Linked DNA regions of Mus musculus: regions 1 and 3 are each linked to region 2. A link is a contact called in ENCODE Hi-C or POLR2A ChIA-PET data. All regions are on one chromosome and are shown on one strand. Each heading gives the region's core, a stretch centred on a gene start or an enhancer-like site at or near the end of the contact. The rest is flanking DNA. Distances are from core to core; before and after follow the strand shown. Region 1 holds the start of Zfp964 (zinc finger protein 964). Region 2 holds the start of Zfp963 (zinc finger protein 963). Region 3 holds the start of Lpar2 (lysophosphatidic acid receptor 2).

Region 1 (3,910 bases), core at 759-3,258, 95 kb after region 2:
TAGACACTAGGCAGATGCCAACAAGAGCCTGCTGACAGGAGTCTGATACAGCTGTCTCCTGTGAGGCTCTGCCAGTGCCTAGCAAATACAGAAGTGGATGCTTACAGTCACCCATTGGACGGAGGACAAGGTCTCCAATGAAGGAGCCAGAGAAAGTACCCAGGGAGCTGAAGGGGTCTGAAGCCCCATAGGAGAAATATCAATATGAACTAACCAGTACCCCCAGAGCTCCTTGGAACTATACCACCAATCAAAGAAAACACATGGTGGAACTTGTGGCTCTAGCTATATATATAGCAGAGGATGGCCTAGTCTTTCATCAATGGGAGGAGAGACCCTTGGTCCTTTGAAGGCTCTACACCCCAGTATAGGGGAATGCCTAGGCCAGGAATGGGAGTGCATTGGGGAGCAGGGGGAGAGGGGAGCAGATAGGGGATTTTCAGAGGGGAAACTAGGAAAGGGGATAGTATTTGAAATGTAAATAAAAAAATAAAATAAAAAATACTACAAAAAAAGAAAGTTGTAGTTTTAAAACTGCAAAGCTTGCTTTAAAAAAAATCAGTTTTTTTTTTAAACCATTCCTTTCTGTGTGCATGTGTGGCTATGCATTGCCATGATGCATGTATGAGGTGAAGGGACAGGAGTTCAAAGAAATTCTGTGGTTCTCGATTCTCTCCTTCTACCAAGTGGCTTATAAGGATTAACCCCAGGTCTCTGGGCTTGGCAGCAAAAGATGCCACCCACAGAGAGATTCGGAGGAACCAAGAACCTAAGTATTTTGTTTTTTTCTTTCTTCCTTTTGAGATAGGTTCTCACTATGTAATCCTGACTTGCCTGAACTCACGACATAGACCTGGCTGACCTAGAACTTACAGAGATCCACCTGCTTCTGTCTCCAGAATACTGGGATGAAAGGTGACTCCCAACCAGCTCAGCAAGAATCTAAGTTCTAAAAGGAAAACCTTGTTCACTTGATGGTAAGCGCCTTGAAACACTCAGGGTCACACCACCTAAGGAACACCAGTGAACACCTGGTCAGACTGAAAACTGCTGCGGAAAGTCATGGAATTGCAAGGATGTTAGAATACGGGTACAGCCCTGGGAAAGAGCAAAGCAGAGATTCATGATTCACAACTTCAAAACTGACTTAAAAGCAATTATCATTAAGATAGGATAAAGCTGCAGATAGGCCTAAGGAGTAATAGAGCACTTACCCAGCATGCTATGCAAAGCTGTTGCATCTAACTTCCAGACTGTGGGTGGGAAGGAGTAAATATTTTTTAAGAAAAGAAAAAATAAACTATACTAGGCTCTGTGACAACCTGAGTTCTATCCGTTAATCGCGGAAGGACAGCACTCATTCCATAAAGTTGTCCTGTGACCTTACACCTTCCTCACTCTACACACACACCGGGGACACACACCAATAAATAAGGCTGATTTAAGTAGGAGAGAGGGAGGGGGAAGGAGAGAGCTGCAGCGCACGGCAGGGGTCCTCCACTTCGTCTACTCGCTAGTCCCGCTCCACGTTTCTCTCCCTTGTCCTGGGGCAGCCCAGGCTGTCCCCTCTCCTCCAACAGCTGCGGGTTTACTGTGAAGCCCGCACGCAGGGTTACAAGTGAGTGCGACGTTAAGCTGTCACAACCCGCACTAGGAGAAACCTGCGCCGTCGAAGGAGCTGTGGGCAGACCAGCTCAGCACCGAGCGACCCCGCCCACGCGGGTGCTCTGGGCTCTGCAGCGTGCTGCCCTCGTCTCTCCGGGCCAGCCTGGCTCCCTCTGGCCAGCCGCAATCCGTCCGGGGGGAGCTCGCGGCTTCGCCTTTTAAACTCTAATCTTCGCACCAAGCCGAACTTTCCCAGACGCTGGACCCACCCCTCCCCCAGTCCCAAGGAGGACCCACCACCCCGGCTCCCGCGGCTCAGCCGGCCGCTCTTCCCCTTCTGGGGACTTCGGCCCTGCGCTCACCATGGCGCGGCTTCGAGCTCGGCCGCGCTCCCCTTAGCTACGGGCCGCAGTGGCCACAGCGAAGGGGGCCGAACCCGCTGCGCCTTCTCCGCTTCCCAGCGGAATGCACAGCGGGATTGCGATGGAGCCCGCCTCCCACCGCTCCCTGGCGCTCCTGATTGGATGGCTTGTCTGGAGGCCCTGATTGGCTAGGGCCCGACTTCGCTCAGCTCGGGAGAGATTTGCATAAAAGCCAGACCTGCCTGCTTCTTGCTGGGTACTTTAGTCTTCGGTGATCTCAAAAGCTTAGTTCCTATTGGTCTTGGGTCGTTGGTGTCCACAGTGCATTTACCAACTCAACGTCCAGTGTAGTGATTTCTTGCTTCAGACCTAGAATTGTTATAGGACCTTGGGTATGATGTATTCCGTGGACCTGGATTTTTATTCAGGGAAGCCAAAAAAAAATTTTTTTTTTTTTAAGGCGTGAGCGCCACCACTGCCTGGCTCCTTTTATTTTATTTTATTTTTTTTAAAGATTTATTTATTATTTTATGTAAGTACACTGTAGCTGTCTTCAGACACACCAGAAGAGGGAGTCAGATCCCGTCATGGATGGTTGTGAGCCACCATGTGGTTGCTGGGATTTGAACTCTGGAAGAGCAGTCGGGTGCTCTTACCCACTGAGCCATCTCACCAGCCCGGAAGCCAAAATTTTTGATAGTGGTCTGTCAAGTGGGGCTTGGTGGTTGGTACAAGTCCCCTTAATCCCAGCACTCATTCTGCTGGCAGCGAAAGACAGATCTCTGTGAGTTCTAGGCCAGCCTGGTCTACATTGTAAAAATCTGGGCTAGTTAAAGTTGCACAAAGTCTGGTCATTGTTAGAGGCCAGAACACACTGGCTCCTCATCAGCTCTTTCTGGTAGAGTTATTAAGACGCTATCTGTACTGTGATTTTACAACTCTTAACTTATAATTCAGTCCAGTATCTGGTCCTCTGTGCTCAACTTCACAGCTGGAAATAAGATAATAACAAATTCCAAGCGACTGGAGAAAAATGAAGGCGTTTTAAATATTCAGTTCTTCAGAGAGACACGGAACCTTAGAGAAAAGGCAAAAACGGCTGTGAATTTTGGCACAAGATTTTTTTTTTTAAGTCCCCCTGGGGGAGAAATTTCTGTTCTTTGTTTCTCACAGGCCAGTTCTGCTATTTTCTCAAATTTCCCATCTCCCTGGCTTAGGGTACAAAGCCTTATCTAAGGAATAACTCGGGATTTGAGGCTTCCTCTTTTCCTTATCATGATTTAAGTTACATAGTAAACCATGGGTAACTCCAAGTCTCATTATGGGCCGGTACCAGCCAGCGCTTGGAAGAAACATGCCCAGCACCTACTGCTTATCTGTAACTGGTGAACTCTAAATGCACTTTATACTGAAATGGACAATGACAGTCCAATTCAGTGGTTCTTGACCTGTGTGTCATCAGATCATCAGAAAACACATATTTACATTATGATTCACAGTAGTAGCAAAATTATAGTTTATACAGTAGCCAAGAAAATAATTTTATGGTTGGGGGGATCACCACATCATGATGAACTATTAAAGGTCATGGCATTAGGAAGGGTGAGGACCACTGTCTCACACCATCACATATGCTAGCTCAGACTAAATCATGTGGTGTTTAACTTTAATTTTTTCAAAACCTATTTTTAATGATGGTTCTTAAATGCTTTAGCCTTCCTTCTAGCCCACCACCCTCCAGAGGTAGTGGAAAAGAAAGGATACAGGAGAAGTGGACCTGTTTAGAAAGGTTCTTTGGAGAACCTTCCATCTGCATTGTCTGGAAATCTGCAGTTCAGTTCACAGGTCATCAACAGCAGCTCGATTCACTTGTAAACACTTCACAGATATACCAACAGTCCAGTTTGATAGAGTTGGGATAGCAAACATGAGTCAGCAGTGGT
Region 2 (3,858 bases), core at 1,258-3,757:
TGGAAACAAGGTTTGTGCTGAAAGAGAAAAGGAGACCAAGGCTGGGGAGATGACCCAGAGGTTGAAAGCACTGGCTGCCCCTACGGAGGACTTAGGTGTCATTCCCACATGCTGCTAGTACTCAGCCTTTCTCCATCTCGCAGGTTCCATGTTGCCAAAACTAATACCACACATAGGAGATGCTTACATATTACTAAGTCAAGCACCTATAGGGCAGCTCTGTTTCTTCAGTTCCAGGAGATTATGCCCTCTTCTGGCCTCTCTAGACACCTGACACACATGTGGTACACAGACATACATGTAGGCAAAACACTCACACACAACATGAAAATAAATCCTTAAAAAACAGCAGTGGTGCACACCTTTAACCCTAGCACTTAGGAGGCAGAGGCAGGTGAATCTCTGAATCCCAGACCAGCCTGGTCTACAGCGTGAGTTCCAGGACAGCTAAAGCTACACAGAGAAACCCTGCCTAACAACCAAGAGAGGGCAGGGATGGGAAGAGATCAAGGCAAGACCTAATTTGTATTGGGATAAAGACCTCATTGTCTTGTTCTAATCTATGTAAGGAAATAGTTATATTAGTCCATAGAACAGAGGTTGCTGTTCTCTTTCTGTGAATAGACAACCATGACAATGGCAACTTATAGAAGAAAGCATTTAATTCAGACATTATATATAGTTCAAAGGGTTAGAGTCTGTGGTCATTGTGGCAAGAAGCATGGTAACAGGCAGGTGTGGTGCTGGAGTAGTAGCTGTTAGCTTGTATTCCACCTCAAGCCACCAAGCAGGCTGGCAGGCAGACACACCCACATCCACACCCAGAGAGAGAGTTGGGTCAGACAGACAGACAGACTGGGCCAGGTGCTGGCTTTTGAAACCCAAAGCCCACCCTGAGCAACATGCTTCCTCTAATGAGGCCACACTTATCCTTCCTAAACAATCCATCAACTGGGAACCAAACATTCAAGTATATGAACATATGGGGGCCTGCCACTCAAACTACCACAGGTGCCTCTGGACAAGACCCTACCCAGCTAAGCTTCTAACATGTAAAAAGGAAAAGCCCAAGTAATTTTCTATTCCCCAAAACCATGACAAAGGAAAACGGCTGCAAATGTGATTCAGTGGGGCCAGGCTCCATCCCAAGAAGGCAGCAGAATTTGGCCATGATGTCTGTGTGGTTCTGACTTTAGAGTCAAGTCTGTAACTATGGAGAGTGTATGGCAGTGTAGTCCCTGCATGGAAGGTACTGAGAAGCTATTGTGAGTCATTTTGGAATTCAAACCTGGATTTCAGTGGAGATCCTAGAGCCATGAGACATCCGCCAAGGAGAGAATTGTCTTGAGCCTTAGAAGATATTTGGACCTTTAAATAATGTTGAGACTGTGAAAGTCTATGGGGACTTTTGACGGAGAACCAAATGCATTTTGCATTATAGTATGGTCTATGGGGGCCAGGGAGTGGAAGGAGGTGGTTTGAATGAGAATGGCTTCCATAGGCCATGTTTCAGTGTTTGGTCCCCAGTGATGGAACTGTTTGGGAAGAATTGGGTGCAGCCTTGGTGGTGGAGGTGGTCTTCGAGGTTTTAAAAGACTTGTGCCATTCTCAGTGGATTAAGGTGTGAGTCCTCAGCCTGTGGCCAAGCCTTAACAATACCAGCATGGACTGTTACACACTGCACCTCTAAGCCTGGTTAAACTGTTTTATAAGTCACTTCAATCATGAAGTTTTATCATAGCAACAGAAATGTAACTATGTCAGGCAAGTGCCCTTAATCACTGAGCGATCTCTCCAGCTCCTGTTTTTTTTTTTATCAACTCTAATTTTGTCTGTTTGTTTGCATTGGGTATGTTTATTTGTGCAGGCTAGTTTTATGTCAATTTGACACAAGCTTGAGTCATCAGAGTGGGGAGCCTCAATTGAAAATGTCTCCATGAGCTTGGGCTGTAAGCAAGCCTGTGAGGTCATTTTTAAAAATTAGAGATTAATGGGGGGAAAGCCCATTGTGGCTGGGGCCATCCCTGGACTGGTGGTCCTGGGTTCTCTAAGCAGCCGTATTTGCAGACAGTTTGGAGTCACCCGATGTGGGTTCTGGAAATTGAACTTGGGTCCTCTGAAGAGCAGCATGTGCTCTCAACCTCTCAGTATCAACTGGAACCAGAGTGGTCTGACTGGCCTCCTAGGTCTGAGGCACAGGGGCCATTGTATTAGACACTGAGTTGGTAACTGGACTGCTTACGAGAACCATCTGGTACCCTGTTAGACTAGGAAGTGCTTGCCGAGTTCACTGAGACAGCAGGGCCCAGCTCTCCAAGAACAAGAACAAGTTCTGCGTCAATGTAAATTCTCCTGACCATATGCTGGAGTAAAAGGCAGGCAGTCCAGGGCAGAGACTGCCTGGTCATCACTTCAGCTCCTGCTGTCAATCAGCAGTCGCTGGGCGGACCTAGCCAATCAGGGCCTTCAAGCTTACACCACTCAATCAAGAGCGAGGTAGGGCAGTGGGAGGCGGATTTTCTCTGTCCGCCGTGTTGTAGACTGAACTCCGTGGCTCAGGGAGGCCCCGTGGGTGCGTGTGCTGCGCTGTGGCCGCCGCTGTGAGGGGAGCACGGGCAGCTCGGAAGCCGCGACATGGTGAGCGCAGGGCCGCTGTCCCAGGTGGAGAGGAGTGGCAGCTATCGGTAGCTCTTCGCTTGTGCGGCGTTAGGCCCGCTGCGGTTGGCGGCGACTAGGTCGCTGCGGCTGTGTCGCTCCGCCCTTCGGCCGCGTCTGCGCAGAGCTCAGGGCGCCGCAGGGGAGGCCCCGCCCTCCGTGTCGGTGACGTCACGGCCACGAAGTGGTTTTTGTGTTGTACCCTGAGGCTGTTTGCTGAACTCAAGGTCCTGCCGGTTCCCCTGAGTTGTCTTCACATATTGGTGGAGAGTCCACTTTGAAATACTTTTGTGGGAGTTGTAAACTCTTAAGTTTTTGCTTATTTATGCCTATGTTGGATAGTATTTGTGAAGACAATTACTCTCCTGAGTTTAATTTGCTCTTTTAAAAGAACATTGACTATTTTGTGAGGTTCTTTTTTTATACTGTTTTGTAGATAAATTAGTTTCCAAATATTCGTACACTATTATGATCATTAAATTTCTTTGTAAAGATAAAATCTTTTATTTGTGTACTATTTATTTAGAATTGTCTGGAACGTTGAGGGTTTTTTTTCCCCCTTTACATATAAACCTTAGAACGGCTTTCTGCTGTTACACAAGATGTTAGCATTCTTGTTGGGATTGTGTTTTGAATTTATAGTGTAAATTGAGGAAAGCAACATCTTGGTGTTGTCTTCTATTTACTAGGCCAGTGCATATTCTTATTTGATTTTTTTTTTCTTTTTTCTGGACACTGGATCTCTCTGTGTCAGTGGTTCTTTACCTTTCGGTTAAGACAATCAGAAAACACTAATTCCCAATGGCTTTAGGAACTGAGATACTGCTCAGTTACAACATTACAATTATAACATAGCAACAAAAATAATTTTTTGGTTGGGAGTCACCTCAACATGAGGAAATGTATCAAAGGGCCGCAGCGTTAGGAAGGTTTAGAGTGACTGCTCTATGTATTCCTGGCTGTATGGGAATTTGCCATGTAGCTCAGGCTGGCCTTGAGTTCACAGAGATCCCTCGTCTCTGACTCCCAAGTGCTGGAATTAAAGACCTGTGCCACCGTGCCTGGCTTGATTCATTTTTGAAAAAGAAATTTATCTTCATCCAAGGATCTTTGTGAAATTTAGTATATGCTTCTCTTTGTGTCTCCTTTGAGCTGTGGTGCTACATACTCGGGGAAATTGCTAACCATTCAGTTGCTCATTGC
Region 3 (3,827 bases), core at 77-2,576, 73 kb before region 2:
TGTCCAGCAGGCCCTGTCGCAGGAACCAGCCTTTGATGGAGAGCCTGGCAGTGCGTGGGCCAGTATGGAACATGAGGAAGAGGTAGGCCATGCCAGCGAAGAGGTCAGCCGCAGCCAAGTTGCCAAGCAGGTAGTATATGGGCTGGTGGAAGCGTCGGTTGGAGGCGATGGCTGCAATAACCAGCAGATTGGTCAGCAATACCAGCACACTGACTGTCAGCCCCAGGGCCACCACCACCACATCTTTGGGGCGCCAGTGAAGGCTGAGCTCCTTGCCGCTGTTATTATAGAAAAAGCCGATGGTCTCGTTGTAGTAGCACTGGCCCATGATGGCTGCCTGTGGATACAGAAGACAGATCAGTGCAGGTGGCCCCTGATGGAAGGGCACTTGAACAAAGCAGTGGCCAGAGACTAGAATCAAGATTGGGTGAGTGCAACCTACAGGATCAGAGGCCCTCTGTGCAAGAAGTCTGTGCTGAAGGCCAAAGTGACCTTTAAAAAGCAATTTCTATTTATTTACTCATAAAGCAGGGTCTCTCGATGCATCCCAACTGACCTAGAACTTGCTTTGAGACCACACTGGCCTCAAAATCAGAGATCCACTAGCCTCTGCTGAATGCTGGCATAACAATTTAAAACGGTTTTCTGATCGGCTTTTCTTTTCTTTTTTAAATCTTAAGAACCCAGAGCAAATGCATCCACATTGCAATTCAGTGCCACGTGCCACTAATCCGTGACTGGGTTGGACACCTGTGGTTTTCAATGGGCGTGGGTGGGTTGGCTGGGGCAGCACAAAGGCGGAGTGAGCTGCTGGGGTTAGCCTTAAGAAGATCAAACTTGTGCCAGGGTCCTTGCACAGTGCAGAGGCCAGGGGGTGTGTGCACACCAGAGCGAGGTCCGTGGTCAACACCCGGAGGGCAATGCCAAGGCACTGAGGGGACTTAGCGCGAGCAGAGTAGACAGAGACCGCCCAGAAGTTGAGTTACAGGCAGGATTCCGCGCAAGAGCTCTGAAAGCAGTCCATTCCTGGGTGGGACTGAGGGCCAAGAAGGCCTCCAGGACAAAAGAGGGTATTGCAGACAACCCTGGGCTAGGAGAAGGATTGTGGAGAAGAGGGGGCCCCGCCTCGCTTTCTTCGGTGGCCTGCACCCACCCTAAACCGGTTGGTGTTGGTCTTACCTGCACATCCAGTCAAGCGGCAGATGGGGCTGGCTCGCGGTGGGTTGAAGCAGGACTGAGACCCATGGCCGGGCAACCGAGCGGTTGCGCAGCAGCGTCCGGTGTTCCTGGAGCCCCCGGCTGAGGAGGCGGGAGAGGCGGGACCTCAAAGCCACGCCCCCACCTGCCTTAGCTCTTGGCCCTTGGGGGTGTCCCGCCCCCTGGAAAGTCCCACCCCCACGTCGGAAGTGTGATCTCCTGAAACTGTGGTCATTTCACCGCCTCCCCACAGCCCCCTTTTCCCACGTGGGGCACCCTTTCTACTCCCCCCCCCCCCCCCCCCCGCACATCTCACGTGCTTGCCCTTTCGCGCCTTTGGGGCTGAGTCACCTGGCAGTTGAAAAGATCCACAGCGGGGGGGGGGGGGGCTCTGCGGGCGCCCCCCCCCCCGTTTCTGTCCAATCCTTTACCGAGCTGCAAGCCCCGCCCCACTGTTCCGTGGTCAATCTCCCGGCTGGACCCTCGCCCCACTGCTGCCGCACTACCTTGCTTCCCGAAGTCTCGCCCCAGCCTGCCGCTGGCTCGAGCCTGCAGCAGCCTCCTCCCCTGACCTCCCCCGGTTCGCAGCACACAGCCCCATTGTCCCGATTATCTGCACCGAGTTGTATTTGATTGTGTAGAACCGGATCAGGGACACTGAGCTGAGTGACTCATCTTGGGCTCCAGGCCCTACACTAATTGCCAGTAGGTTTCCCAGGGTGTGTTTAGAAGCCTTGGTTCCATCATCTGGCCCTTAATAAAGGGTTAAAGACGCTGCTCTTACTGGTGACTTATTGTCAGCATTCCAGCACAAAGACAAATGTGCAAGAACAGACAAGATTTATCTTATTTTATTTTGTTTTTCTGAAACAGGGTTTCTCTGTGTAGCCCTGGCTGTCCTGGAACTTTCTCTGTACACCTGGCTGGCATAAAACTCAGAGATCCTCCTGCCTCTATCTCCTGAGTGCTAGGATCAAGTAGAGGTGTGTGGCACTACCGCCCAGCGGATTTTTTTTTTTAAATTAAAATTTTCTTTTATTTGTGCATGTGCACAGGTCAGACAATTTGTAGGGATGGGCTCTCTCCTTCCACTAAGTGGCTCTGGGAGGTCCAACAAATGTGAGGCTTTACAGCAAGCACCACTGCGGTCAGCCCTCCTGCCGGCAGCAGGATATGGTTTTATTTGGAGGTTGTAAGAACACAGATTTAGCCAGCACTTGGGAGGCAGAGGATTTGTGGCTCACAAAGGGAGCTCCAGACCAGCCAGAGCTACACAGTGAGACTTAGCTTAAAACAAACAAACAAACAAACAAATTAAAAGGAGACAGGGCTGGGCTGCAGCCACCTGCTAACTTGGGAGTCTGTTACTGCTGCAAGTGTAGTAGGGCCAGGAGCCATTATGACTGAAATAGTCAAGACACCCGTCTCAGAGGTCAGAGACTCGGGTAGTCCCCAAGGATCTACTGATCTGTATTGACCATTGAGTCTTGACCCCGAAACACCTGCACCTGTGTTGCCTAGCTGTTTAAATCTCCTCTGGCAGGGAGATGATGGGACACTTCAACCAAGTGTCTTGGGACTCCCACAGGTAGGTAATCTTCATTACCGGAACTCACTGGTAACCCCGTCTCTCCCCACACCCCACTGAATTGGTTTGGTCACCAGGTTGGGTCAGGGACCATCAATTCAGTTCTGGGTCCCTCAGGATGGTAGGTGGTCAGAGGTGCTCTTCAGACTCCTCAGGCTCTGGGTCAGCACAACAGGTGGTCCTGGACACAGCATCACTGTTCAGCTTGGAGAGAAGTCGGGCTGTCTCCTGGGTGATCTCAAAGTGCTTGGGCAGAGGGTTCCGGCGCAGGGGGCTGCCTTCAGGGCAGGCAGCAGCAGGGCCCAAACCTCGTACCCTCAAACTACCTCGGTGCACTGCTGAGACAGTGACAGGAGTCTCCTCACACAGCTTGGAGGCCACCAGAGCCAGGCTGGAGAGTTGATGAGTAACTGGCCTCACACCTCCCCGGGAATACTTCACTGGCTGGCGGCTGAAGTGGCCCCGGGATTGTGCTCCCAGGGCCAAGTCCTCAGGGCAGTGGCTGGACCCTGTGGAGCGGTTAAGTGCTCAGCATCTCCAAGTTCTTTGGATGTACTCCCAGCCAAGCAACCCTGGGGCGAAGTGAGGGCTCTCTAGACACTCACCATCCCCTGCCCCATCTCTGGTGTCTTCCACCTCCTCCTCCCTCTGGTCCCTCTGCAGAGTTGCAAGCTGCAGGAAGAAACCCAGAACGTGACTCCCAATAGCAAAGTCCCTGTTTAGGGATTTCTGGAGAAAAGATCGGTAAATTAAGAGGATTCACTGTGGAAGCATGAGAACCCAAGTTTAAATGCCAAGCATGGCTGGGTGCTTGTAACTTCTGTATTGTGGGGTGGGGACAGGGGTCCTGGGAGCTCTTTGGCATGCCAGTTCAGCTTCAAGTTCAATGAGTGATCCTATCTCAATGCACTGTCTGCATATAGCCAGTGGTCATTTGCTGCTCCCCTTGTGCTCACGGGGACTAGCAGAGCCATCCCTTCTTTCCTGGTGCTGAGAAGCAAACCCAGAGCCTCTCATAGACTGATGAGCACGTTGCCACAGA

The links. Hi-C counts contacts between places; a loop is a spot of excess contacts on that map. ChIA-PET counts read pairs that join two places held with the same protein, here RNA polymerase II (POLR2A).
Region 1: POLR2A ChIA-PET joins it to region 2 with 28 read pairs in Patski. The contact joins the promoter of Zfp964 here to the promoter of Zfp963 in region 2. A Hi-C loop is called at or near these places in 2 of 37 maps with a recorded cell type or tissue (mouse embryonic stem cell and mouse trophoblast stem cell). POLR2A ChIA-PET finds 5 or more read pairs at or near these places in 4 of 5 experiments (Patski and embryonic stem cell).
Region 3: POLR2A ChIA-PET joins it to region 2 with 15 read pairs in Patski. The contact joins the promoter of Lpar2 here to the promoter of Zfp963 in region 2. POLR2A ChIA-PET finds 5 or more read pairs at or near these places in 3 of 5 experiments (Patski and embryonic stem cell).

The regions. Positions count from the first base shown.
Region 1 is chr8:69,652,654-69,656,563 of GRCm38, reverse strand. Zfp964 (zinc finger protein 964) reads right to left here and starts at 2,008. Exons shown (of 4, transcript NM_001177527.1): 1 at 1,968-2,008. The coding sequence starts at 1,970.
Region 2 is chr8:69,748,611-69,752,468 of GRCm38, reverse strand. It overlaps Zfp963 (zinc finger protein 963), which reads left to right and starts at 2,507. Exons shown (of 4, transcript NM_001200023.1): 1 at 2,507-2,637. The coding sequence starts at 2,635.
Region 3 is chr8:69,820,064-69,823,890 of GRCm38, reverse strand. Lpar2 (lysophosphatidic acid receptor 2) reads right to left here and starts at 1,326. Exons shown (of 3, transcript NM_020028.3): 1 at 1,180-1,326; 2 at 1-337. The coding sequence starts at 328. It overlaps Gmip (Gem-interacting protein), which reads right to left. Exons shown (of 21, transcript NM_198101.1): 20 at 3,391-3,457; 21 at 2,021-3,294. The coding sequence ends at 2,915.